Regions from separate parts of the Homo sapiens genome. Here region 1 is linked to region 2. A link is a loop called in an ENCODE intact Hi-C map of the cell type or tissue named here. Cell type or tissue: gastrocnemius medialis. All regions are shown on one strand. Links, peaks and the distances in the headings refer to the core of each region. The heading gives the core; the rest is flanking DNA.

The links. Hi-C counts contacts between places; a loop is a spot of excess contacts. Peaks named below come from ENCODE experiments on the same cell type or tissue, not always from the same donor. Only the 100,000 strongest peaks of a DNase experiment are listed, where the experiment ranks them.
Region 1: a loop joins it to region 2, with 4 times the contacts of the local background. A loop is called at or near these places in 2 of 110 quality-filtered maps.

Annotation. Positions count from the first base shown.
Region 1 is chr6:30,999,641-31,014,488 of GRCh38, reverse strand. MUC22 (mucin 22) reads right to left here and starts at 4,015. Exons shown (of 4, transcript NM_001395414.1): 1 at 3,713-4,015. The coding sequence starts at 3,782. In gastrocnemius medialis, for the core only: no CTCF peak of the experiment used is centred there; a DNase peak (open chromatin) is centred at 8,608; H3K27ac peaks cover 4,000 bases.
Region 2 is chr6:30,924,685-30,931,774 of GRCh38, reverse strand. VARS2 (valyl-tRNA synthetase 2, mitochondrial) reads right to left here. Exons shown (of 30, transcript NM_020442.6): 27 at 6,390-6,501; 28 at 6,056-6,231; 29 at 5,767-5,895; 30 at 5,316-5,666. The coding sequence ends at 5,565. SFTA2 (surfactant associated 2) reads left to right here. Exons shown (of 3, transcript NM_205854.3): 2 at 1-68; 3 at 201-422. The coding sequence ends at 287. Among named protein-coding and RNA genes, the nearest start is that of SFTA2, 3.9 kb to the left of the region's middle. In gastrocnemius medialis, for the core only: no CTCF peak of the experiment used is centred there; a DNase peak (open chromatin) is centred at 4,894; H3K27ac peaks cover 2,449 bases.

The DNA.
Region 1 (14,848 bases), core at 6,548-10,547, 79 kb before region 2:
AAGGGAAAAAAGGGAATTTCCAGAATGTTGCTGAATACAGATTGCAGGACAAGAGATCTAGCAAGCAACCAGTACTGGTTGGACAGAGGCTTCTAAATGGGATTGCTCTGGTTGGACAGAGGCTTCCAAATGGGATTGCTCAAGGGAAAAAAGTGAAACTGATAGATTGCCTCATGTGTTTGGAAAAGACAGGGATACTTCTGGTGGAGGTTTTGGGATGAATTAATTACATATATGAAGAAAACTATGGACATTTTAAAAATGAGGCTATTATTAATATCTAGAAAAACAAAAATTACAAGAACGGATGGTCATCACAATGCAATTATATGACCCAGTTATAAATGTTACTAGAGGTCATTTATACTTATTATAATGTCATCACAATGCAATTATATGACCCAGTTATAAATGTTACTAGAGGTAAAATTTATAGTTATCATAATGTAAACACTAAATGCTAGTTTAACACCAAAAATTTGATACAGTCATTTGGGGAGAATTGTGAGCGGGAATGTGAGACAGTAAGTGTGTAGGGGGAGTGGTCTAACCTAAATCTTTCTTTTCATTAGAAGGAAGACAATAAATCATGCCCAAAGCAGGAAAAAAAACCCAAAAAACCTCAACCAACAAAGAAGTAATGGTAGTAAGAGAATTTATGGCCGGGTGCAATGGCTCACGCCTGTAATCCCAGTGCTTTGGAAAGCTGAGGTGAGAGGATCCCTTGAGCCCGGGAGTACCAGGCTGCAGTGAGCTATGATGGTGTCTCTGCATTCCCGCCTGGGTGACAGAGTGAGATCTTGTCTCTAAATAAATAGATAAATGCAGTATGAACGTAAATGCCAACAGGAACCCTGGGAAGCAGGACTCAGAATAAGAAGCAATTGGGGCAAGGGAATCAGGGGCTGAAGTTTTATGAGAAGCCTTGTAGGACTACAAGTATTTCTTTTTCAGAACTGCTTACATCCATTACCTAATACAATAAAATAAAATAAACAAGTGAGTGGGAGGTGAGAAGTGACATAGCAAGTGTGGGGAAGTCCTTCAAGAATGGGGGTGAGGGGCCAGGCCCGGTAGCTCACACCCGTAATCCCAGCACTTTGGGAGGCCAAGGTGGGTAGATTGTCTGAGCTCAGGAGTTCGAGTCCAGCCTGGGCAACACAATGAAACCCCGTCTCTACTAAAATACAAAAAATTAGCTGGGCGTGGCGGTGTGCGCCTGTAGTCCCAGCTACTCAGGAGGCTGAGGCAGGAGAATCGCTTGAACCTGGGAGGCAGAGGTTGCAGTGAGCCGAGATTGCAGCACTGCACTCTAGCCTGGGCGACAGAGCCACACTCCATCTCCAAAAAAAAAAAAAAGAATGGGGGTGAGGAGGAGAGTGGAGGGAGAGGTGGTGGCTGAGGAGTGATGCGGGGACGTTAGGATGGACATCATTCAGTGTTTGGTCCAGGGACCTCTGGGATCACACTGTCTGAAGAACCCACGCCATCCCACCAAGCTTACTGAATCAAGATCTTGCTTGGTGGGGTGTCAGGGCCTGGAAACCCAAGTTTTTAATCGTCTCCTTGGATGATACTTGTGCATACAGAACTGAGCTTGTTTGGATGCTGATGGAAAGGACCCAAGAAAGGTAAAGTGAGATGGGAGGGGAAGGAGAAATGCACTGAGCAAAGCCCCTGAGACGGCAGGAGGGTGAGACGGCGCCCAGCATTCAGATGGAGGAGTTGGTCCTTGCTAATCCACTGTAATGGGGCTACAGGAGACACTGTTGGTTACTTTATAGATCTAGTGGTAGGAAAAGAGGAGGGGCCTTTCAGCCCTTGCACACTTGCTCCCTTTTGTTAGGAAATATTATTTAAGTCTATGTTTTACAGTAGACCAAGTGTTCCATGGGGGTCAAGACCATGGCATTTCCCACTCCATTCCTCACCATGGCCTAGCACGCAGCAGTGCCTGGCCCAGAGGAGGAGCTCTATAAATGTTTGTTGAATGACTACATGAATGACAGTTTCTTCTGAGGTAAGGGGACTCTTGTTTAAAATCAGACAGATAGGACTGGAGTTCAGGATTAGGACAGGCGACGGGCAGATCTGGAAGGCATGGGTAGGTAGAGAACAGTTGAAGCATTCAGGGTGAAGGCAAGGGGAAAGAGAAGAAAAAGAACGCCGAGGGAAGTGCTGAAGCGGGCGAGGGAGCGAATCCAGAGTGGGGTGCAGGAAACAGATGCATACTGAGGAAGAAGGGGGAAGCACTCCAAATCCTCCACATCATCCAACCTATACCTTCTCTTTCAACCGCACCTCCCACTTCTTGACGAGCCATCCTACAGTAAAGGCAATGGAATGGATGAGCCAATTAACCTGGTGTCTCATAATTAGGGAAGATATGTTGATGTAAGAAATCAAAGACTGGAGTGAACAGTACTATCTCAGACAGCCCATTGGAGTCACACGGAGCCCAATTCACTTCTCCCCTGGGCTGTTTCCTTTCACAGCCATTGCTGATCCAATGTCAGAGCCAACCCCTCAGTGGCCGAACTCCGGTTTGTTTCTACCAGGGAAGTTCTCAGGGGATTATACATGGATTTGGAATCAGGCAGCATCCGAAGAAGGGTTGAAGCAAAAAATCAAAAAACAGTAGATGTTGGCGTAGATGCAGTGATCAGGGAACACTTCTACACTGCTAGTGGGAATGTAAACTAGTACAATCACTATGGAAAACAGTGTGGAGATTTCTTAAAGAACTAAAAGTAGATCTACCATTTGATCCAGTAATCCCACTACTGGGTATCTACCCAGAGGAAAAGAAGTCATTATACAAAAAAGACACTTGCACACACATGTTTATAGCAGCACAATTCACAATTGCAAAGTCATGGAACCCAAATGCCCATCAATCAACGGTGGATAAAGAAACTGGCATATATATACGATGGAATACTACTCAGCCATAAAAAGGAATGAATTAATGGCATTTGCAGTGACCTGGATGAGACTGTAGACTATTATTCTAAGTGAAGTTACTCAGGAATGGAAAACCAAACATCGTATGTTCTCACTGATAGGTGGGAGCTAAGCTGTGAGGACTCAAACGCATGAGAATGATACAGTGGACTTTGGGCACTAGGGAGGAAGGACGGGGGAGGCACGAGAGATAAAAGACTACAGATAGGGTGGGTGCGGTGTACACTGCTTGGTGACGGGTGCACCAAAGTCTCACAATTCACCAATAAAGCACTTACATAACCAAATATCACCTGTACCCAAATAACCTATGGAAAAAAAACAAAGAAGGATTGAAGGATTTTTACTTGACTTTAGACTGAGATCCTGGTTTTAATTTGGAATTAAGAATGCTATTGGAACTAGAGTTTTCCGGTTAAAAAAAAAAACTTTTATCCAAGATACAAAGGAAAGTAAAATCTCACCCCCCTCCATTTCCCCAGCACCGCCCCACCGCCCCACCACATGTGCTCACAACCACAGCTGGGGGAGACTAATACAGATTTGCTTCTAAGACAGCATCAGAATCATGGTCAGTGGAATTGGGATCAGTACTGGCTTTTGCAGAAATGGGCAAAAAAAAAAAAAAAAAAATGAATCATCATTGTTTCTGGAAGAAGAGTCATGCCTGGGCAGGGGATTCCCCATCTCCTTCAGGGCTTATGTGGCCTCCATGCCCCTCTCCCTCCTTAACTGCTAAGTCACTTACTGGGTCCCAGAAGTCCAAAGAGAAGCAGCCACAGGAACCAGAAAGCAGGAGAGATATTTCCTCTTCTCATCTCTAAATGATGCACATAGAAGTTGTCATTTAGATGCCTGGGTTCCAAAGGAAGGATAGGTCAAAGAGGCAGAGAGACAAGGGGCAAACCCCCTGGGCCTTGATAGAAAATAAAGTTGCACAAAAAGACCCAAAGGCCAGCCAGTGCCAGGGTAAGCCTTGTAGGCAGATGGCATGGTTGGGGGGAGCCCCCAAATTGCTCCACAGTTTGGCTTCTTATTTTTCTTCTTTTTTCCTCGCAAACGTGTCTGTGGCATTTATAGCTGATACTGAGTAGGGGAGGCCAGAACTTTGGGTCCTCCCTCCCCAGGGAGGGGCATTTCTGCGCTGTGCTTTCTGCAGGGCCGTTTGGAGAGATGTACCCTACAGGAATCAAGGCGGAGGAGAGAGCAGAGTCGGCAAGACCAGAGGGCGCACACATGAGGAGGGGCAGGGAGGGAGGCAGAATGAGGGGATCAAACTTGTCGGAGTGGAAGGGACCCACCCTTTGAACCAGAGCTGACCTGAAACCTGTTTTCCCTGGGTATGCCTCATTTTCAAAGCAGGAGGCCTTTGTAGAAGAAAGAAGGAAGAAGAGAAGAAAAGGAAACAAATGGATGGTAAAGGTCAATAGCAGTCTATCTAGGGGAAGCTGGGGATTTGGAGGGTGATAAGAGCATCAGGACACACGCCCGGCTTTCTCCAGAGTGCTCCTTCCCAGCTGCAGAGCAGCACATGGCTACGTGAGTGATACACTCCACTCCCTGTGAGCTCTCCAAGGGTGGGGAAAGTGGACACTGAGTGAGTCTCACTTCTAGTATCAAGCGGAAGTGAGTAGGGAAGAGGATGGGGCACGGAACTACCCATTTCCCTGAGTCAATCTTTGGCAATGGCTCTTAAGCATAGGTCAGGGACCCTGACTCACCTGCGTCCCTATTTCTAGGCTCACAACTAGCAGTTGATTGAAATTTACCCCGTGTAATTCAGATATGCAAGGAAAAATGTAGTTTGGCTTGCTATAACTCACCCAACTCAGTTTCCAGACTCTCTTTCCCACCAATGGCAGGGAAGCCTGGGGTTGGAAATGAGGATACGGGTATAAGCTTGCCAAATATTGGTGATGAAATTTCATTTTCTTTTAAAAGTGTCTCTTTTGGAAGGCATACTGTATGGTTCTAATTATATGAAAGTCAAGTACATGGAAAAATCAACTGATGATGATTAAAGTCAAAATACTGGCTACCTCTAGGGTGGCACTGATGGGGAGGAGGCAGGGGAGGCTTCTGGGGTGATAAGAATGTGGCACATCTTGATCTGGAAAGCGGGTAGGTGAGTGTATGCATGTGTTAAGATTCAACAATTGGCCGGGTGCGGTGGCTCATGCCTGTAATCCCAACACCTTGAGAGGCTGAGGTGGGAGGATTGTGTGAGCCCAGGAGTTCAAGAGCAGTCTAGGCAACATAGCAAGACCCTGTCTCTATTTCTTTAAAATAAATACATTAAAGAATTAAATAAAATTCAACGACTTGAGCACTTATGTGTCCACTCTGCACATTTTACTGCATATATTTTAAGCCTCAATTTAAAGATTAAAAACAACAGTCAAGGGTACAAACTTTCAGTTATAAGAAGAATGAGTTCTGGAACTTTAATCACATGGAGACTATAATTAACAATATTGTATTGTCTATCTGAAATTTGCTAACACACACAGAAAAGAAATGGTAAATATGTGTTGGTGATGTGTTCATTAGTTTGATAGTGGTAATTATTTCACAATGTATACTCATCAAATCAACACATTGTACACGCTGAAAACATATAATTTTTGTCTATTTTACCTCAGTAAGCTTGGGGGGAGAATTAAAAACAATAAGAAAGAAAAAAATTTTGGTGGCTCACGCCTGTAATCCCAACACTTTGGGAAGCCAAGGTGGGCGGGTTAGGAGTTTGAGACCAGCCTGATCAACATGGTGAAACCCCATCTCTAATAAAAATAAAAATAAAAATAAATTAGCTGGGCGTAGTGGCGGGTGCCTGTAATCCCAGCTACTTGGGAGGCTGAGGCAGGAGAATTGCTTGAACCCGGGAGGCAGAGGTTGTAGTGAGCCAAGATCGCACCACTGCACTCCAGCCCGGGTGACAGAGTGAGACTCCGTCTCAAAAAAAAAAAAAAGAAAGAAAAAGAAAACAATGTTTCAGGTCTCTTTTGGGTAAATACTTGGCCATATGAAATTTAATGCCCCTCTCAGGACTGTTTTCCCCCCATTTCAAGGGCTCTCCCCTCCACTTCTTTCCTGCACGTCCTCTGAGGGGGAATTTATGCCTCCTACTGGCAATGTGGGAACAAGACTTCGGCCCTTCAAGCTGGTCTCTCCTGAGCTCCCTCTCGTTCCATCTGGTCACTGGGATCCTGCATTGGCATCCAACGACTCTGAGACACAGTACTACCATTGTCTTCATTTTACAAATAAGGAAACTAAACCATGGAGAAGTCAAGTAATTTGGCCAAACTCACAAAGTTAGTAAGTGATGGAGTCAGGAATTAAACTATCAGTCCAGCTGCAGAGCCTGTGCTCTTCGCCATTATAAAAGGAGGTTGTCATGTCCAAACAGGACTTTGAGTCTGGCCCCTGAATATCTTCCTCCAACCAGACTGCCTGTTCCCAACTTCATCTGACATAGAAATTCTGGAGCTGTCACTGTTAGAAAGTATGCGGAATATAAAACCACAAAGCTACAGAGGCCCAGCTATGTGGAATTTGAAAAACAGATGGACGAGTCATCATAAGGGACATGTCGGGAAAATTAATGAGTTAAGAGCAGGTTGCTCGAGTGGAGCTGACTGGTCCGAGAACATTTTTTTAAATGCCTCCTTGGAGAGTCTGAGTCATGAGGGTTCTGATGACTAGGAAGGAAAGAGCAAACAGGGGTTGTGGGCTTAGGACTTGGGTTTGTTTTAGAGAGTAAGAGATTAGTTTCGCACAGAGTAGGGAATTCCAGGGACCCGGCAATTACGTAGAGTACACAATTTATAAACATAGCATAGATTTGAAATTCGCCCTTGAATGACCTGTGCTGAAAGTTTGATTTAGGAAAGGCCTGTGTTCCAGATTCTCGCTGCCATCTCTCTCAACCTCACCCTGTACCGGCTTAGATTTTCTTCAACCTGGCTGGACAAGGGGTCTGCTTTCCCTTCTAATTTTAGTTTACCCCCAATTCAAGTAGAGTTATTTTCATCACAAGGAGTCTCAATGGTACCTTCCATATAGCATATAGTTCATCAGAAAGTAACAAAAAGAAGAAGATTTTCTGTGAAATATAGCCTGATATGGTCTATGTCTGTGACCCATTTTCCCACAAACGGACCACTCTGATGGCAGCCACTGTCCCTGGATTTGGAGATCTCTCCTACAGCTGCTTAAGCTTCTTCAGCTATCTGGAGCCACCATTTGTGTAGAAATGTCCTATGTGCTTGAGTGCCCATCTTCAAATTTTCTGTTGTGTATACGTTCAAAAACAATTTTGAAAAGCTGTTTTCCCTCCTCTGTCTATGTTTAATCTAAATTTTTTATCATACATTTAATTATTGCAAAGAATGTAATTTCTACCATATTGTAAATGTAGACATTGAAATAATAAAAGTTTTTACTACTCTTTAAAATGTTTCCAGTAGACTCTAAACACTAGCAGCATCTCAATACTCATCATTATCCTTTTTTTAAATTTTATTTTACTTTAAGAGATGTGGGGGGTCTCACTATATTGCTCAGGCTGGTGTTGAACTCTTGGGCTCAAGCAATCCTCCCGCCTCAGCCTCCCCAAGTGCTGGGATTACAGACGTGAGCCACTGCACCTAGCTTCCATTATCCTTTTGAATAACATATAAGCAAGCTCTTCCTCAATAGTCTAGGTTTTTAAATGGTTCCTCCTGCTCTACGAACTTATAGTTCCATTTTACTTTCCCCATATTATTCTACTGGTCTCTCTCCATATATCATATTAAATACCAGTAACATAAATATTCTACTGCTATACATATATCACAGTATGTCTAATTAATAAACCTTATCTCTTAGAGCAGTTTTGGGTTCACAGCAAAATTAAGTGGTAAGTACAGAGGTCCCATAGACTCCCTGCCCCTACGCAAGCACAACCTCCCCACCTCGTTGACGTCAGGGTTTACTCTTGTATATTCTATGGGTTTTGACAAATGTACAATGACAGGCATCCACCATTGTAGTATCATATACAGTAGTTTCACGCCCTAAGAATCCTCTGTGCTCCACCTATTCATCACCCCACCCTCGTAACCCCTGGCAACCATTGACTCTTGACTGCCTTTATAGTTTTGTCTTTTCTGGGATGTCATATGGTCTGTAATAATTTTTTGCTTGAAAAGCTTTTATTGATCACCCTGTCATACTCCTCTGCATCAAAAGATATGTTTATAAACGTCTAAAAAATTTCCTGTGCCTTGTAAGACTCTGTGTTCAATTTATAGCCCCCAGTAACTTTTTGGTGAATTAAGCAAAAATGCTTCTCTTATGATACGTCTTTCCATATTTTCAAGAAAATATGAATCATTAACTTACCTAACATTTTTTATTTTTCATTTTTTTGAGACGGAGTCTCGCTCTGTCGACCAGGCTGGAGTGCAGTGGTGCAATCTCGGCTCACTGCAACCTCCACTTCCCAGGTTCAAGCTATTCTCTTGCCTCAGCTTCCCACGTAGCTGGGACTACAGGTGCCTGCCACCACGCCAGCTAGTTTTTGTATTTTTAGTAGAGATGGGGTTTCACCATGTTGGTCAGGCTAGTCTCAAAAGCCTGACCTCAGGTGATCCACCCGCCTCCGCCTCCCAAAGTGCTGAAATTACAGGCATGAGCCACCTCGCTTGGCCCACTTACCTAACATTTTAAAAATAACACAACTTACAGAGCGCTTACGAAATGCAGGACTATTCTAAGCCTTCACAATAACCCCATGAAGTGGGTACTATTTTCACTCTCATGTTTACAAATATGGAAACTGAGACCCAGAAGAATTAAGGAATTTGTGGAAAGTCACAATGAAATTGGATTTGAAACCAGAAATTCGAGCTCCACAATCTGTGCTCTTAGCTGACATGCCGTATGGCCTCTCTAAGTGTCTTTTATCTTAAGGTGTAACATTAATCAGTTGGAGCTTACAACATCTTTCTCCTTGAAATCATGCCAAATACACAATTGTTACCTAAACCAAGAAACTAGTGAACAGGAAGCTCTTTCCCCTTACAGAAAATGGTGTACAATTCAGGGAAGTGTGCTTCATAGCACATTGCTTTGTCCCAGCAAGTTGTTGACAAATCTTGAATATTCTAAAATAGGCAGACAGACAGATAAGGTGGGTTGGCTGCCATGGGATTTTTCTCCTTGGTTAAATAAGCCACTGCCTCCTCTATTCTTTCTGCTGATTCTGCTCTTGCTCCAATCTCATGAGATACTCCCTCAAGAGGGATGCATTTTTAAAGAGTGGATGGAAGAGAAGAGATTGTTAAAAAAAAAAGAAAGGAAAAAAAGAAGTTTTTATTACTCCTGTTACTTCATTCTACAGTGTATCTGCGTAAATAACACCTTAACACATGCCAAAATTACCAGTTCCTTACACTCCACGTAGCCCTTCACAGGAATTTATATGAGGCAGGAGAAAACAGGAAGTCCTACTCTGGGTATATGATCCCTAAATTAGAGGTGGTTTTTGAGGTATCCCTTCACTAAAAGGCTTTATTTGACACCCTGAAATGTTCTACACCCTGCGGAAATGTGGTAATAATAATATGGGAGCTACAGAGGAAATGTTGGATGTTCATCAAAGAAGAGTCAGAAAAGTGTAGCCCTGACCACAGAGGTGCCCTCAGACAGATCAGTTCTAGGCCACAAGCACATACGGAAGTTGAAGATCTGGAAAATGGTTCCCATCAAACAACCCACGCCTGCATAATACTCTTCAGGAAGTCTTTATGTACGCCCAAGATGTGGGGGCACAGATGCCACGTGAAGATCATTGTGCTAAATCCACAGTGCAAAGGCACAGGTCTAGATGGGCAGCCCTTTAACCCTGTCCACTTCCTGGACTTTTGCTTGGGTCACGCATGCTTGGTGGGCTGGGGCTTTGTCACATTACAGGAGTAGGTGTATTCCATGACGAAAGCTGGGTAATGATGCTTCCAAACTCTACCTGCACACCCCAGTTGCTGGGAGTAATGAGATACTCACAGCACAACTATGTGAATCAATCACAAGGTAAATTGCTCACCAGGGACTCCCCCCTTTTCTCCTTCCTCTAGCTCAAAATGCCCATTCATTTGAGTCATTTGTTGTTTATTTTTGGAAATAATTTTTTAAAATTTGAGACAGAGTCTCACTCTGTCACCCAGGCTAGAGTGCAGTGACATGATCTCAGCTCACTGCAACGTCCACCTCCCAGGTTCAAGTGATTCTCCTGCCTCAGCCTTCCAAGTAGCTGGGACTACAGGCGCGCACCACCGCGCATGGCTAATTTTTGTATTTTTAGTAGAGACAGGGTTTTGCCATGTTGGCCAGGCTGGTCTCAAACTCCTGGCCTCAAGTGATCTGCCTGCCTCAGCCTCCCAGAATGCTGGGATCACAGGTGTGAGCCACCATGTCCGGCCAGGAAATAAAAATTTTTATTTACATAATGTGCCTGGTAAAAATTTAAGAGCTGTATTGAGCTATAATTTACATACCATATAGTTCACCTGTTTAAAGTATATAAACCTGGCTGGGCAAGGTGGGTCATGCCTCTAATCCCAGCACTTTGGGAGGCTGAGATGGGTGGATCACCTGAGGTTAGGAGTTCAAGACTAGCCTGGTCAACAGTGGTGAAACCCCATCTCTACTAAAAATACAAAAATTAGCCAGGCATGGTGGCACTCGCCTATAATCCCAGCTACTTGGGAGGCTGAGGGAGGAGAATCTCTTAAACCTAGGAAGCAGAGGTTGCAGTGAGCCGAGATTGCGCCACTGCACTCCAGCCTCGGTGACAGAGTGAGATTCCATCTCAAATTTAAAAAAATAATAAGAATAAAATAAAGTATATAAACCAGTGGTTTTAGGCCGGGTGCAGTGGCTCATGCCTGTAATCCCAGCACTTTGGGAGTCCAAGGTGGGTGGATCACCTGAGGTCAGGAGTTCGAGACCAGCCTGGCCAACATTGTGAAACCCCATCTCTACTAAAAATACACACACACACACAAATTAGCTGGGTGTGGTGGCACGCACCTGTAATCCCAGCTACTCGGGAGGCTGAAGCAGGAGAATCACTTGAACCTGGAAGGTGGAGGTTGCAGTGAGCTGAGATCACGCCACTGCACTCCAGCCTGGGCGACAGAGCAAGACTCCGTCTAAAATAAATAAATAAATAAACCAGTGTTTTTTAGTATATTTACAGAGTTGTACTTGGTGAAGCTTTTCATAGACAGACTCAAATCTTTTTTCTCTATTCCAGCTCTTCTTTTTTCCCTTCTAATTCTTCTCTTCCATTTCGTCTCTTTTTCTCTGTTTTGAGCCTTATTACTTGCACGTTAGTCTTCCTGGATCTATCCTCCAAATGTATTATATTTGCCGGGTGATTTTTATTCCTGTATAATTGTGTCTGTTTGAGTTATTTTTCGCGCTTGCTCTTCCGGATTACTAGCATAATTCTCTATAATGGCCAGCCTCTTTCAATTTGTCTATTAAAATTTGAAAATACATGTTTTACTATTTTTTTAAAAAATGATCTAGCTGGACACCCTTGCCTGATCTTATTTCTTTTCATGCTTTTCCACATAAGGGTTTCCACAGTTCCTATCAGTGGGAGGCACCTTTTCAGGGTGTTCAACTTGTCTTTCCCTTCTGGTTTCTGGATCCCTTTAAGTGAGCAGATGATGATGATTGCCTGCATATGGCTCAGCGTGGCCTCTCTGTTCCTCAGTGAGCAGGGGCATGCAAACCTTCCCCCAAAGACTGAGGGAGCTGAGAGGCTGTGGAGACAAAGTGACTCCATCTTGGATGCTAATCTGCCATGTTGACTTCTGATTAACCCAGGTCCCATGAGTCACATGGGCCTCATTCCTACTTTATTTACTGTTCTTGGTAAGGACATGTACTTACTGTAAATCCTGTCTTCGTTTTTTGTTTGTTGTTTTGTTTTTAGAGACAGGGTCTTGCTCTGTCACCTAGGCTGGAGTTCAGTGGTGCAATCTCAGCCCACTGCAGCCTCTAACTCCTGGGCTGTAGTGATCCTCCTGCCTCAGCCTCCCAAGTAGCTGGGACCACAGGCACATGCTACCACTCCCAACTAATTTTGGTTTTCTTTTTTGTAGAGATGAGGTGTTGTTTTGTTTCCCAGACTGGTCTCAAACTCCTGCCCCCAAGCAATCCTCCCTCCTCTCCCTCCCAAAGCTCTGGGATTACAGGCATTAGCCACCACATCCAGCCCCTGCCTTTAGATCAAAGCAACCTTGATATTATGGCATAAATTACAGGCTACGACGCACATAGCATTCCTGCCTGTTCTGAAAGGTTGCTTTTAATTGTCTCTACAGGAAGTATACACCCTTTCCGGGGTAAGCCCTGGGTCTGGGGGTAACAGGTGTGGAGATCTACCTGACTTGCTGCCACCCAAGACTACACTTCTGTCTGTAAATTCCCCAGCAAATCACCATTTACTGACAAACTGGATCTATCTGCCTTGTTTTTGGTTTCTCGGCTCCTTCAGCGTTTGGGAGCCACTTTACATGTATGACCCTTTTATGGAACAAAGGCTGAATGAAATAAGTGGCTAACAAATCCAGTTTCTCCAAAAGAAATTTTGAACAAGGACTAAGCAACAGAAGCCACGTCTGGGAGAGCTGCAAGACGATGGACACTCCAGAAAACATCCTTTCTATAGCAAGGTCTTAGGGTAAAATATATGCAGCTGGTCACATCTCAGACTTTCTTGCCAAAACCCATAACCACTCCGGAGGTTAAAGAAGCATGTTTGTGAAGGGTTATTTATGCAGCAGGCATTGTTTGAAGACTGTGCTGCAGTGCACTTTGCTATGCAAAAGTGGACCACTGGTCATCATGATGTGTCCAGAATTGGTGGCTTCTTGGTCTCACTGACTTCAAGAATGAAGCCGCAGACCCTCGCGGTTACTGTTACAGCACTTAAGGTGGCGCGTCTGGAGCTTGTTCTTTCCGATGTTCGCATGTGTTCACAGTTTCTTCCTTCTGGTGGGTTTGTGGTCTCGCTGGCTCAGGAATGAAGCTGCAGATCTTCACGATGAGTGTTACAGCTCACAAAAGCAGCATGGACCCAAAGAGTGAGCAGTAGCAAGATTTATTGCAAAGAGCAAAAGAACAAAGCTTCCACAGTCAGGAAAAGGACCAGAACGGGTTACCACTGCTGGCTGGGGCAGCCTGCTTTTATTCTCTTATCTGGCCCCACCCACATCCTGCTGATTGGTAGAGCCGAGTGGTCTGTTTTGACAGGGTGCTGATTGGTGCGTTTACAATCCCTGAGCTAGACACAAAGGTTCTCCACGTCCCCACCAGATTAGCTAGATACAGAGTGTGGACACGAAGGTTCTTCAAGGCCCCACCAGAGCAGCTAGATACAGAGTGTCGATTGGTGAACTCACGAACCCTGAGCTAGACTCAGGGTGCTGATTGGTGTGTTTACAAACCTTGAGCTAGATACAGAGTGCGGATTGGTGTATTTACAATCCCTGAGCTAGACATAAAGGTTCTCCACATCCCCACCAGACTCAGGAGCCCAGCTGGCTTCACCCAGTGGATCCCGCACCGGGGCTGCAGGTGGAGCTGCCTGCCAGTCCTGCGCCGTGCGCTTGCACTCCTCAGCCCTTGGGTGGTCGATGGGACTGGGCGCCCTGGAGCAGGGGGTGGCACTCGTCGGGGAGGCTCGGGCCGCATAGGAGCCCATGGAGGGGGTGGGAGGCTCAGGCATGGCGGGCTGCAGGTCCCAAGCCCTGCCCCGCGGGAAGGCAGCTAAGGCCTGGTGAGAAATCGAGTGCAGCGCCGGCGGGCTGGCACTGCTGGGGGACCCAGTACACCGTCCGCAGCTGCTGGCCCGGGTGCTAAGCCCTTCATTGCCCAGGACCGGCAGGGCCAGCCAAGCCCACGCCCACCCGGAACTCCAGCTGGCCCGCAAGCGCCGCGTGCAGCCCCGGTTCCCGCTCGCACCTCTCCCTCCGCACCTCTCCCTCCACACCTCCCTGCAAGCTGAGGGAGTGGGCTCCGGCCTTGGCCAGCCCAGAAAGGGGCTTCCACAGTGCAGCGGTGGGCTGAAGGGCTCCTCAAGTGCCGCCAAAGTGGGAGCCCAGGCAGAGGAGGCGCTGAGAGCGAGCAAGGGCTGTGCGGACTTCCAGCACCCTGTCACCTCTCAATGGCAGCTTTGCTTCAAAATGGCGTCCCTGTTGCCGTGCAACAGGCTGTATTCCTACACTCCACCTCTCAAAACTGGCCCTGACAATTTCACGTGCTCATCTCTTCCATGATAGTCCCTGGGCCTAAAGGGAGGACCCTTGATAGTGCATAGCTTTAGCAGCAGTGCGTTGGCTCCACTGGAGGCAGATAACACAGCAGCAGTAAAGGCTCAAACAAGACAGTAAGGAACGTACGAGTACAGCACCTAAACCAAGAAGCAGCTTATGCCACCAGGTGCCCCAGGACCCAAACCAGCTGTGAAGCCAATTATTCAAAGTAGGGGTCTGAGAGCTTGGTTATGTGGGCTTTTATATCAGTCATTAATTTAGCGATATTAACTGATTCATCAGGAATATAAACACAGCAGTTTTTCCAATTGCACAAGTGCCCCGTTGTGCAGCGTGAGTATATGTAAAGCCTGGTAATTTGGGAGGACAGACTTTCTCATGACAGTGACTTCCATGTTTAAAAGAGAGATTCCCATGCAGCTATCATTTAAAGTTTTCTTTTTTTTTATTTTTTGTAGAGTTTGTTTTTTTAATTTTTTGAGTCAGAGTCTCGCTCTATCACCTGGGCAGGAGTGCAGTAGCACGGTCTTGGCTCACTGTAACCT
Region 2 (7,090 bases), core at 2,900-6,899:
TGAAGCTGAAGGAGTCTTTTCTGACAAATTCCTCCTATGAGTCCAGCTTCCTGGAATTGCTTGAAAAGGTAGTTCTTTGGAAGGGGAAAGATGGGGCTGTGTGTTTGTGAGTCAGTTTGGGCCTCTGCTGGGGTCTGGATGTCTCCGTGGTGGGAATGGAGAGCTCTCTTACATGGCGCCCTTTAACCCTTTGTTCCCAGCTCTGCCTCCTCCTCCATCTCCCTTCAGGGACCAGCGTCACCCTCCACCATGCAAGATCTCAACACCATGTTGTCTGCAACACATGACAGCCATTGAAGCCTGTGTCCTTCTTGGCCCGGGCTTTTGGGCCGGGGATGCAGGAGGCAGGCCCCGACCCTGTCTTTCAGCAGGCCCCCACCCTCCTGAGCGGCAATAAATAAAATTCGGTATGCTGAATTCAATAACTTGCTTGACTCTGTGGGTCCCTGAGCACAGAGCTGGCAGGAAGTGGGGGTTGGATGCTCAAGTCTCTGACTGTCCCCCTGTTGAGCAGAGGGTTCCAGGGATGGACAATGTCTCCCTCAACACCAGTGTCACAGGCCTACAAGGCATCTGGGGAGTTGTTTGGGGACACACACACCACACACATATACGCATGCATAGGAACACACACCAAATTGAGATCTTTGGAACACCTGGGAATAAAGAGAAGCAACATTTATTGAAGTCCTGCTTTTCTCCTGCATCCCTATTTCGATGCTTGCAGCAGTCTTGAATGTGGCATACTAGGTATCATTATCCTATTTTACAGATAAGGAAATTGAAGCTCAGAGAGGGCAAGTCACTCACCTGAGATCTAATAGCAGTGGAGAAGTCAGGCACTAGACAGAGGTCTTGGTTTAAGCAAGATTTTTATTTCATTTCCCTTTGCTTAAGCATTGGGGCCAGGGGCTCAAAAACCAAAGAAAGAGACATAGGCAGAACACCCCCAGGACATGGTTCCCCTGGCCCATGGATCCACACAGGTAATTGGGGTGGGAGGTGGGTGGGCACTCAGGTGAGAGATGACGGGTTCAGCTTGTGAGAGGATGCCCAGCCAGGCGCAAGTGCTGGGGAGGAGAGGCCAGGTGCAAGCTGAGCCTGTCCTGGTTAACCATGTGAGTATGAGGTGACACCAGCCCACATGTGAATTCCTGGGCATGTTTCTTATCCTCTTGGAGCCTCCATTTCTTCACTCGCAAAATGGGAACAATGATGGTACCTGCTGTAGTGTGACAGGTCCCCTACCAGGTTACTTAACGGTGTATGCCACTGCCTGAATCCTGAAGGCCAGGTGGCGAGCCAAGGTCACGGTGCCTGGCCGAGGAGCAGGTGTCCCTGAGAACCCAAACATCCCGGAGAGTATCTGGGAACCCACCAAGGAAAACAGTCCATTCGCACACACACAGTCGGCAGAGTCAGAAAATTAGCTTGAAAGCAGCTTTAGCATGGGAGGCAGCACGGATCTCTAAAGCTGTCCTGCTGCCATCCAGGAGTGCCTTGTATGTAAGTCCTAAAAAACTCATCTACTCACCAAGCTGGACTTGTCTGAGTCACTTTTTGGCCTCTCAGCTCCCTCCCAGTTTGGGGGAAGGTTTTTGTTGTTGTTGTTTTGTTTTGTTTTTACACAATTCTGAGTTTTTCTCATTATTCCTGCACCATCAGGTTGTTGTGAGGATCACACAGGGAAGCTACTTAGGGACATATCACAGCCTGTCTTATAGGTCGTCGGCAGGATGGTAGGGATTGCTGTTAGGATGGAAACCTGGTCCCAACATATAACTCCTAGTCCCCTGGGGTTCAGGGTCCTCCTTATGCTGATTTCTGAGGCAGGCACTCCTGACCACCTTCTCAAGATTATCTTGGCCAGGCGCAGTGGCTCACTCACGCCTGTAATCCCAGCACTTTGGGAGGCCAAGTCAGGTGGATCACCTGAGGTCAGGAGTTCAAGACCAGCCTGGCCAACATGGTGAAACGCCATCTCTACTAAAAACACAAAAATTAGCTGGACATGGTGGCATGTGCCTGTAGTCCCAGCTACTTCGGGGAGCTGAGGCAGAATTGCTTGAACCTGGGAAGCAGAGGCTGTAGTGAGCCAAGACCATGCACTCCAGCCTGGACTACAGAGCAAGACTCTGTCTCAAAAAAAAAAAAAAAAAAAAAAAAATTGACTTCTCACCAGCTCTCAAAACACAAACTTGCAGCTCAGACTTGAGCAGTGGGGGGTACTGATAGGATTGCTCTCTGTCCTCTGTGGTACCCACTCTGCCCCCCACACCTACACAACCCTCCATTATCTCCATATGAAATTGGAGACTGACTCCTTTGGAGACAGAAGACAACAAGAGTTCAGTATGGAGCATCACTGAAGATGAGGGGAGCATAGAAAATGGCAGGGTGGAAAAAAAACACTTAAAAAATTGGTCTACCTTCCTTCACAACTGTCCTGGGACAATTAGCCCCCAAGGAGAGGTAGCAGGGGGCTCCAAAGGAGACTAGTATTTTATGACTTGCCCCTAGCCTGCAGTAATGGGCAGGTGACGCCCATGGGGCAGCTGTGAGGATCCCCAAACAAGTTGGGGGACTGGATATCTGAATGTCCAAGAGGTTGGTAGAGCAGACAGCTAAATGCACCTCAACCTGGTTCCTAGACTTCAGGGCCTGAGATCACCAGGATGTGATTTCCAGATTATTTTTCTCAAAGAATTGTCTCCCAAGGCTCAAAACAGAGCAGTGCAGTGAAGAGTGCTTTGGGGTTCACCAGACCTGGGGGTGGCAGAGACTGCTAACTGGCCCCCCTAACAGCCATCCTCCTCCTTTTGGATAGTCATGTAGATTTCAACTCAGCATGTGGATCATTACATTTCCCAGCCTCCCTTGCAGCTAGCTGTGGCCATGTGATCACGTTCTGTCCAATAGGATGCAAGTAGAAAGGAGGTGGGCAACTTTCTGGTAGTATCCTTGAAAAGAAAGGAGCTTCCATTTCAGAGGAGGAAAAGCAAAGTTCTTGAAACAGCCTATAAGGTCTTAGATCAGTGCTTTCCAATAGAACTTTCTGTGATGATGGAAATGTTTTATAACCGTGCTGACGAACATAGTAGCCACTGGCCACATGCAACTACCAAAACACTTGAAATATGGCAAGTACGACTAAGAAACTGAACGTTTTTATTTTATTTAATGCTTTAGGTAGCCAACTGGCTACCATTTTGGACACAAGCCCCAGATTGTCCGCCTTGAGTCTTCCCTACCCCCCACCAATTCCCCACCCTCACCTCTGTTTCTCCACCTCCCACCATCCTCCCCTTCTCACTCTGCCCCACCACACTGGTCTCCAGGCTACTCCTCGAGCTGTCTGACCATGCCTCTATCTGTTTTCCTCTGGCCCTTCCCTTTGTCTGGAACGCTCTTCCTATACCTCCTACAAGCCTTTGCTTAAACCTCACCTTTACAGTGAGTTCTGCCCTGACCCACTATTTAAAAGTACAACCTGCCCCCCGCCACACAAACACATTAGAGTCCCCTTACCTTGTTCTATCCTTTTTCCCTCCCCTGCATTCATGACATTCAAACATAGTATATCGTTCACTCATTTGTATGTTATTTCTGACTGTCCTGCTAGAAGGAAAGTACTACAAGGGCACAGAATTTTGTTTCACTCACTGATGAATCTAAGTGTCCAGAATAAGGCCCAGCCCATCCATAGCAGGTGCTCAAAAAAAAAAAAAAAAAAAAAAAAAAAACACCTTGCTGAAACAGAGTAAAAAGAAAAAGAAAACTGCCCATCCCCTTCTTTCCCTCCTCCCTCTGGGTGGAAATGCAGACACGGTGATGGGAGCTGGTGCAGACCTTGGACATGAAGTTTGACAATGCATCAGAATGGCAGGAAAATAAGATTGAAGGAGGTGTGGGCTCCCATTATTGCAGATCTCTGCACTACTTATGCCCAGCAGAAGAAACATCCACCTCATCTAAGCCACCATTATATTTGAAGTTTAGTTACAGCAGCCAGAAAGAGCCTGCACCTAATTTATTGGGTTAGGTCCCAGTGGAGACTTTTCTCTGAGCACACGTCTTCATCTCCAAAATGGGGGCTGGGCGCAGTGGTTTATGCTTGTAATCCCAACACCTTGGGAGGCCAAGGCAGGTGGATTATTTGAGCCCAGAAGTTCAAGACCACCCTGGCCAACATGGCAAAACCCTATCTCTACAGAACAATTTTAAAAATTAGCAGGGCAGGGCTGGGCATGGTGGCTCATGCCTGTAATCCAAGCATTTTGGGAGGCCGAGGCAGGCAGATCACTTGAGGTCAGGAGTTCAAAACCAGCCTGGCCAACATGGTGAAACCTTGTCTCTACTAAAAATACAAAAAAAATTTAGCTGGGCGTGGTGACAGACAACTGTAATCCCAGCTACTCAAGAGGCTAAGGCAGGAGAATCACTTGTACCAGAGAGGTAGAGGTTGCAGTGAGCCAAGATCTCACCAGTGCACTCCAGCCTAGGTGACAAAGCAAGACTCCGTTTCCAAAAAAAAAAAAAAAAAAAAAAGTAGCAGGGCACAGTGGTGCACACCTGTGGTCCCAGCTACTCAGAAGTCTGAGGCAGGAGGATCACTAGAGCCCTGGAGGTTGAGGCTACAGTGAGCCATGATTATGCCACTGCACTCCAGCCTGAGCAACAGAGCGAGACCCTGTCCCAAAAATAAAGTAAAAATAAAAATCTCCAAAATGGAGCTAACACCCGCCTCATGAGGTTTTCAGTAGGATTAAATGGCATTGTACATCTAGCACCACAGAGGACCCAGCCCAGGACAGGCTACTCAGAGCTGCTGGACAGAATGTACTCTGGGCGTGGAAGGGCCAGGCCCTTGAATTCCATGGAGATGAGATGGTGTTTGGCGTGGGTAAGGTGGCTGGCTGTGCTGTGAATGTGTAACTCAGAGGCTGGGCACTCAGGTGTCAGAGCACAGAAGGTGGGGGCACACCATCTGCAGCACAGCCTGCAGCCCATCAGGTCTGGAGGAAGTCCTACTTCTCTCAGCACCTCTAGGGATACAGCCAAGGAGCGGGGAAGCTTCCATTTAGTGAGAAGTGGAGGAGAAAGAGCCTGCAAAAGCCAGGGCACTGTCAGTTAGTCCAGAAAGTAGGTAGAACCGGAACCACTGTGCCCATACCCTACCCATGACTAGAAAGTTCCTCTTCCTCCAGCGAGGACCCCTCCTCCTCTTTTCCCAGACCAAGCTCTCAGGGGACAACTCAGAAGCACAAAAGTCACCACTGGGAGCAAAGGGGACCAAAGAGCCATAAACAGACATGTTTGGGATTTCAAAAGTTTATCTCAATCTCCTCATTCCCAGACTTCCAGGTGGGAGGCAGGCCGGGCAGTAATGTGAGCATCTCAAGGACACCACAGTCACTGCGACCAAGCCAGTCTGTGTCCTCATTTACACAATGAAGGCGATGGACCACATAGTCTCTGACGTCCCACTGCACCCTGACAGCTGACAAATCTGTTTGTCCTCAAAGACAGGTCTGAGAGGGAGGAAAACTGATGGGGATGATGAGTTAGAGCTCCGGGCTCCCTGGGGCTGGAGGCTCATCCATCAGCTGCCGGAGGTGAGAGGCTGCCTTGTCCAGTTTTGACAATTCCAGCTGGAGGGAAGAAAGCTGGACGAGGAGAAAAGGAGGTGAGGATCCAGGAATGAGGCCCCTCCTGGCCCACATTCCCTCAGGGGTGGAGCCTTCTGGGGGCCTCCCTCAGCCTTACCTTTTGTTGCCTCTGAGTCCCTGCCTCCCCTTCTGATGGGGTCCTGGCTGTGAGGCTGTCAAGCTGCTTCTGCAACTTGTACCTTCGGGCGGCTAACAGAGGTAGCTGGATCTGCGGGTCCACCAGGCCCTGGGGAAGAACAGGGAGAAAAGGCTCAGACATCCGCCTGCTGCCAGGCCTCCATCCTCCATTAGAAGGTCCCTTCCCCTACTTTATAGAGCCCAGCCCCTCCCTTCCTCCCAGCATGCTTCCCAAGCCTGCCCTAACCCTCCCCATCCCCTCTGGTCACCTGCAGCTCCATGTAGACTTGAGCCGTGTCACTGAGTGGAGCCTGGGCCCAGCCGGAGGGAGCTGCTGCGCCTGGGGGTAACAGGCCCACAGCCCCACAGTAGCCCAGGGTGCCCAGGGGCTCCAAGAAGGCCTCGAAGAGGCCCTGGTCCCCAGGCTCTGAGCTCTGCAGCAGCACTGGAAAGAAAGAAACTGTCAGGGGCAAGGCCTCAGCTCCTGCCTCCCTTCCTACCCTGCACCTCCTAACGGGGGGGTTGGCCCTTCAGGCTCTGCTCTTTTCCCCACCAGCCCCCTTTTCCTGCAGGGATCCGAGCCCAGGACCCGCCTTGCCTCACCTCGGGGCCGGGCTTTGGTGAGCTGGTACGTGGCTCGGAGAGCCCTTAGCACCTGCACGACCTCTTGGACCCGGGAGAAGCGCCGCTCCAGCTCTGGCTGGCGCCAGTGCTCCTGGCAATGGGGGGGACCCAGAATTGGCAAAGGGGCTCCTGGGAGACTCAGTACCAACCCTGCTGGCTCTCTTCTCGACCCATCCACCCCATCTCCTTAGGGCAATGAGATCTGTCCTCAGCACCACAGAAAATCCACTATCTCAAGGAACATGACAAAAAGTGAGGCGTCATTTAAGAGGTTTTAGATGATCAGTGTTTGATGCCTGTTTAGTTGCTGTGATTGAAATGGCCAACCAAAAATAAATTAGAATTTAAAATGAATTAGTCAAAACTCAAAACCAAATAAGTATAAATTTAAATAGTTAAATTTTAAAATAATTTTTGGGTGAGTTCATAGCATTTATCCTTCTGAAGTTATTAAAGCTGCACTGAGATTTTGGGGACACCCTATTACTAACTTATCCAACCCTCATCACAACCATAACATATACTATTACTGTTCCTAGTTTAAACATGCGGGAAACTGAGGCTCGATCACACAGCTCAAAAATAGCAGTCTAGCAACAGAGTCCTGCTCTTGAGCACTACGCTAATACTGTCCCTCAAGACCCTAGGGTCATCGCAGCAACCCTGCAGGAACAATCCAT